2 separate regions of the Mus musculus genome follow, and region 1 is linked to region 2. The links are chromatin loops, found by intact Hi-C in ENCODE. Cell type or tissue: left cerebral cortex. All regions are shown on one strand. Links, peaks and the distances in the headings refer to the core of each region. The heading gives the core; the rest is flanking DNA.

What was found. Peaks named below come from ENCODE experiments on the same cell type or tissue, not always from the same donor. Only the 100,000 strongest peaks of a DNase experiment are listed, where the experiment ranks them.
Region 1: a loop joins it to region 2, with 13 times the contacts of the local background. A loop is called at or near these places in 10 of 42 quality-filtered maps.

Annotation. Positions count from the first base shown.
Region 1 is chrX:158,923,513-158,926,431 of GRCm38, forward strand. No RefSeq gene overlaps it. Among named protein-coding and RNA genes, the nearest start is that of Rps6ka3, 330 kb to the right of the region's middle. In left cerebral cortex, for the core only: a CTCF peak has its summit at 1,748 (motif pointing left); DNase peaks (open chromatin) are centred at 505, 1,112, 1,483 and 1,667; H3K4me3 peaks cover 204 bases; H3K27ac peaks cover 1,365 bases.
Region 2 is chrX:157,461,299-157,464,217 of GRCm38, forward strand. It overlaps Sms (spermine synthase), which reads right to left. Exons shown (of 11, transcript NM_009214.4): 5 at 663-838; 6 at 1-32. Among named protein-coding and RNA genes, the nearest start is that of Sms, 30 kb to the right of the region's middle. In left cerebral cortex, for the core only: a CTCF peak has its summit at 1,622 (motif pointing right); a DNase peak (open chromatin) is centred at 1,662.

The sequences.
Region 1 (2,919 bases), core at 310-2,809, 1.5 Mb after region 2:
AACAGCGTACATTTTGTGCCTGCCAGCGAGCACGCAGGTATAGAATACAATCTGCTAGGTTTTACGTCCATGTACCCCCAAATCAAAATACTCAGCAGAGACCATGTAGCCCCCAGGGAATACAGAAACATTTTTCCTTCTTTGAAATTCCTTCAACTCTTTATTAAGCCTCGTACTTATCCGAGAATAGCTTTTGTTTTACTGCCTGGGCAGTATGCGTTTAATGACTAATGGGCACAAAGCAGGACAACCCTGTCACACACACACACACACACACACACACACACACACACACACAAATGGGTAACCCAAATTCTCCCTTCCTGCTCCTTAGATAAGCCTTCACACTTCACTGCTCAGTGGAAAGCAAAGAAGGCATGGGGTGAACTGAATTCAGCTGTTGTTACCTGATTCTGACCACACTGGAAGGAGTCTAATTTTCAGGCACAGATTTGGTTTACGCAGTGAGTGGGCAGGTGGAACCTCCTCCACCTAGAAAGGAATCGTGATAAGGGAGAATTTTTTTTAAAGGTGGGGGAAGAGCCTAGAAACGAAATCCGTTTTCATCGCACGTGATGTGTGCAGATCTTAAAGTAGGTTGTTGCACTTCTGCACTGGGCTGTGTTTTGCCTTCGATGGATGCACATTCAGCTTGAGGCGATGCTGATAGCCGTGATTAAGCAGCGCTTCCAAGGGAAAATGTTTTGTTGTTTTCCTACCAAGATAGGAAATGCTTGTTTAGTATGCAAGAAAACTCCTCCCATTTCTGAAATGGAATTTACGTTATACGGTCTTTTGTTAGATGGTTAAGATTGCACTGCATGGTAGAAAGGACGTTAGGAGAATTTTAAGTGAGAGAGAGGGAGGAAAAAGAATGCAGGAGATAAAGAAGGGTGGGAGGTAGATACGAAGGGGGAGTGTAAGGGGGAAGAATCCAGGAATGCTTAAGCAAAGTAGAGAAAGAAAGGGGAGTGTGGATCCATTGTTCACAATAGAAGGGCTAGTTAAAACCACCAATTTCAGGAGCCAGGAGGGCATCTCGATTAGGGAAATCCCAGCTATGTGCAGCCCCTACCCCGCTGGGAATATCTGCTGACAGGAATGTAATGGAAAGTGTAGCTGATGTGAGAATCACCAGAGAAAGAAAGCCTAGGACTCTGCTGGGGAAGAGGATTTTTCTCAAACAAGAAAGAAGTGAACCCATTCATTCTAAATGAAAGATGCCAAGTGTATATACAAAGATGGAATATAGAAACTCTCCCAAAGGGACATTAAACACTGTAATTGCGTCATTGTCTATAGACCTGCAGCCGACTTCCATCTCAAACAATATAAGAAAATAACAATTCTTCATGAATTATTCAGAGGTTCCCTTTGTGGCAGTCACACACTGTACAACTAAGGCCCCACAGATCTTCTTCAAGGAGCCTGTGGAACTATTTCTTACATAAGTGTGGGAAGGTGGCAGCTGGCTTTAAGTTCAGTGACAATGCTTTCAGCCTATTTGACTAATAATTTCGAAAGTCTTTTGCAACAACTTTGTAACACTTAATGCTGAATTGTGTTTAGTGTGTCATGTTTTGGACATCTTGGTCAGTTGCCTTTGCTGTAGCTGCCACTATCAATGTTAATGATAATAATATTTTGTTGGTGCAATGAGGTTGTGTAATAAAGAAGACAAAAGGAAATACTGTGTGCTCCACAAGGGGCTGAGAATTGATTTTATTAAAGCTTTGCTGCCACCTAGTGATGCATTTGAAGAACTACCTGATTTAGACCGAAGTCATTCCAATGCATTTTAAAATACCAGTGCAACTGTTGGGAGGGCTAGCAACCAAAATACTAAAACTACAATGTTAAGCATTCCAGTAATATGAATATAATCAAAACTGTAATAAGTTTCCTATATATTATACAACTCAGTTACTCAAAATGTATCAAATAAAAGTGTGTTATAAACCAAACCATTAAAAACAGTTATAGTCAACGTTTATGTAATACCTACCCCATTTATATAAACCTATCTTGTGCCTGACATGACTTGATACAATGGAGAAAGCCCCTGAAGTTGGGAGCTCCTATCACAAGCCATACCCACAAGTAACTGTCCATCTATTTTCTATATAGAGTATACAAGTGTGTTCAATGTAGGTCCCCATATTTGTTTCAGGGGAATTTTCATAATTTGTTAGAGCTAAAGGAACCTTGCAGTTCAAAGATTGACATTGTCATTTATCAAACACATGAAGTTAGTCCAAGTTCAACTGCTTAACATTATTGAGCACTACACATTTTTTTTTATACAAGCAGCCAGGGTGGTCACTTGTAAGGTTGTTTTTTGTTTTGTTTTGGGTTTTTTTCAAGTCCTCATTTTAAAAGAGGGATAACTGTATATTATATGAAGTAAGTCATTTCTTTTCTTCTCTCCTCAAAACCCAGTCATTCTCTTTTGCCATTGAAATCTGAATGTCCATGAAGGAACCATGTGCCATCACCTTCAGTGATTTGCTTGAAGCTGGCCCCACCCCAGGTTAGCCAATATGAGTAAATTCTTCTGCAAACAGTGACAGTAATTTAGTTAGGGGTTGGCCAAGAAAATTAAACGCATCACTTCTATTGAATAACATGCTATTGAGTGACTGTCTGGGGAGTCACGAATAAATGTGGTGTGTCTGTCTGCTGATTGTGCCTTTAAGAAATTATATCTGGTTTTCCCCTGGCCATAAGTGTAGCTATTTGTCCCCATTTGTTGTGGAAAAGAACTAAACTCACTCCTGCATAACTGTGAACAACAAGAGTTTCAGTCATGTCTTTTAAAAAAATCTTCCTCTTCAATGCTTTGTTCTACCCCATCTTGTGACCTCTGCATTTTAGAGTACACTTTTAATGTTTAATACATTAACTCTTTTTTTTTTAATT
Region 2 (2,919 bases), core at 307-2,806:
ACGGGTATATGCCAAGTCACTCTCTGCCAAATCTAGGGAGGAGAAAAAAAACTCAAATGATGACTCTACCCAAATATATAAATGACTTGACCTGCTGAAATCTAGCTTGCAATGAAAATTTCCCAATGTTTTAAAACAGTGCAATTTTTTGTTGTTGTTGTTGTTGTTTTTGGATTGAGTAGTTTTAATGAATCTGATACATAGGACAAAAAAAAAGAACTAAGAATACAATCTTGAGAATGTACAAATATTGTGAATAATTAAACCGGATGCTGTTTTCAAGATAACATTTCGAACAAAATGCAGTCAAGTTAGATGAATACTCCCTGGTGTTATCAGTGTTCTATGGTGGGCTCGCTGCACTAGTCTGTGTACTTACGGTTGGAATTTGTCCATACTAAAATGCCTTTTTTAAACAAGCAGCTGTACTTTCTACTGAAAATCAATCCAACTATCCATCAAATAAATAAAAATCTACTTCAAAACAATGTTTAAACAAAAAATCCAGACAAGCCACAGGTTCGTACAATTTAGTGAATCTTAAGCTAGCAGTGTCAGAGTTAAGCTCAGACAAATCCCTGACAATGGCACTTGTTGAGAAAGTAGCGGCTACCAACACACAGCCCCTTGTTAGGCAATCAGAGGATGAGTGGGATACTTACTAACATCCCCGCTGAGGATGAGAATATTCCCAAACTGCTTCGAGTGTAGGATTTTGATGTTCTGATATGGTGAATCTTCATCATACACCACTTCATCTATGTCATACTCAACCAGGCGCCCATCAGCAGTAGGCCAGTATCTGTCAATGGCCCCTCCGCGAACTATGGGTGGTAATCTGGAGGGGAAGAGACAGAAATAAGTCTTTGGGGAGAACACTGCTTTACAAGAAGGACCTTAGATGGAGAGTGTACAGAAGGCCATGAGGGACAAGAGAGATGGCTCAGTGCTTGCAGAGTGTACTGCTCCTACAGAAGACTCAAGTTTGGTTTCTGGCTTTGGTTGCCACTGCTAGTGACTCCAGTTCCAGGGAACTATCTGGATCTCATCGTCCAGCACTTACACTCACATGCACATACCCACAATTAAGAAGAAGAAGAAGAAAAAGGTAGCCGTGTGTTTGTTCCAGACTCTAAACTCACAAAACAATCCAAACCCCGGACACTCACAATCAGTCCACAAAGTTTCAATGCTTGCACAAAACCATTTCTCTTAAAGGGAAAACAAGAAAGAACTTTCTGGAATGTTTTAAAATTATTTTCCTAATGAAAACTTGAAGGAGAAAATGGGCCCGACAGATAGCTATCACACTGTACATATCGATCTCCAAAGATGTACAAAACCACACAGTCATTACTGCAGTTAGAAGTTCCATGATCTAGTGCAGATTCCATCTCGAAGGGTCCTAAAGAGTCCTAACTATGTCCTCCATAGCAGTCCCTTTCCCGCTTTGACATAAGTAAGTGGGCTCTTCTGTGGTCCTCAGAGACAGAGTACTACACCAACAATTATTCACTAGTGGCAACGGGATGTAGGAGCTGCTTGTATAAAGCACTAATTACTGAGAAAGCGACAAAATGATAAAGTATTTCTGATAGGATACACATAACAGAACCTACCAGCAGAGGGCACTAAATGACAAGGGAAAAAAAAAACTCCAAAAAAGAGGCTTGGTAAATCTCACCCAAGGCAATGAGAACACACTGCACACCCAACAATGAAGTGGTACTATGTACAGAACTATACATATGTGTCAATAATGCTGGAACACACAACCTCTGCTCACTTCCCAATCTCCTCTCACCTTCTTCCAATAGTGCAGCCACAGTCTGCTAACAAGTGAAGAAAACCTTCTCAGAAACACACCCACAACATACCACACACTACAGACACACACACAATCTGTAAACTGCTCCACAGCCAACAAATTTCTCACAAGCTTTAATCCTAACAACTCCAGGTTTAGCCAATTTATACTTTCCAGTGAGTAAATTCATCTTTCAGAACTAGGCAGACCAGAGATATTTCTTACATTAAATAACGGCCTGCAGGGCGTGGTGGCGCACACCTTTAGTCCCAGCACTCGGGAGGCAGAGGCAGGTGGATTTCTGAGTTCGAGGCCAGACTGGTCTACAGAGTGAGTTCCAGGACAGCCAGGACTATACAGAGAAACCCTGTCTCAAAAAACCAAAACAAAAAACAAAAAACAAAAAAAAAACGGCCTAGTTAGGAAAGAGCCAGACAGCTGATGAACGAGACTGGGGGATGCCGCTCCCACCCCTAGGCGGGCTGAAGATTAAAGGGAGCTTGGTGACTTTGACCAATCTCACTTAGAATGCTATTTCACATTAATAATATTATTTAAAAAAGATTACTCTGCAGTTAAAGGTACTTTCAGCCATGCCTGATATCTTAGTTTTATCCCTGGAAGCAATGTAAATCCCTCTGACCTTCATAGCCACCTACACATACATGCTTACATACATGCATACATACACACACACACACACACACACACACACACTTAAAAGAGAGTTCCCACAACTGCTGATGTCAAGGACATCAGGAGAGGAAAGTCATCCTGGCTGACAGTCGGCCAGTTCTAACCAGGTATAAACAATGTCTACTCTCAACTATTTCAACACTGCCTGGCTCAAGTTAAAGAGCTCTCTCTCTTCTCTAGATTTGTAAAGCCTGGCAAAGAACCAGAAGATCACTAACAAGATGTGGAAGCCATTAGCTTGATAAAGAGTTCAAGGCAGCAGGAAGTGTGACTCCTTGCTGCAGAGGGCTACCAGGAGACCTCATGCAATCCCACAAAACCAACCTACCTACCCTTGCACAAAATCAAACCTGGAATGTAAATAAATCAGGTAGGTCCATTTGTTCTTGGCCTCAAATACACTGTATTGTGACAAT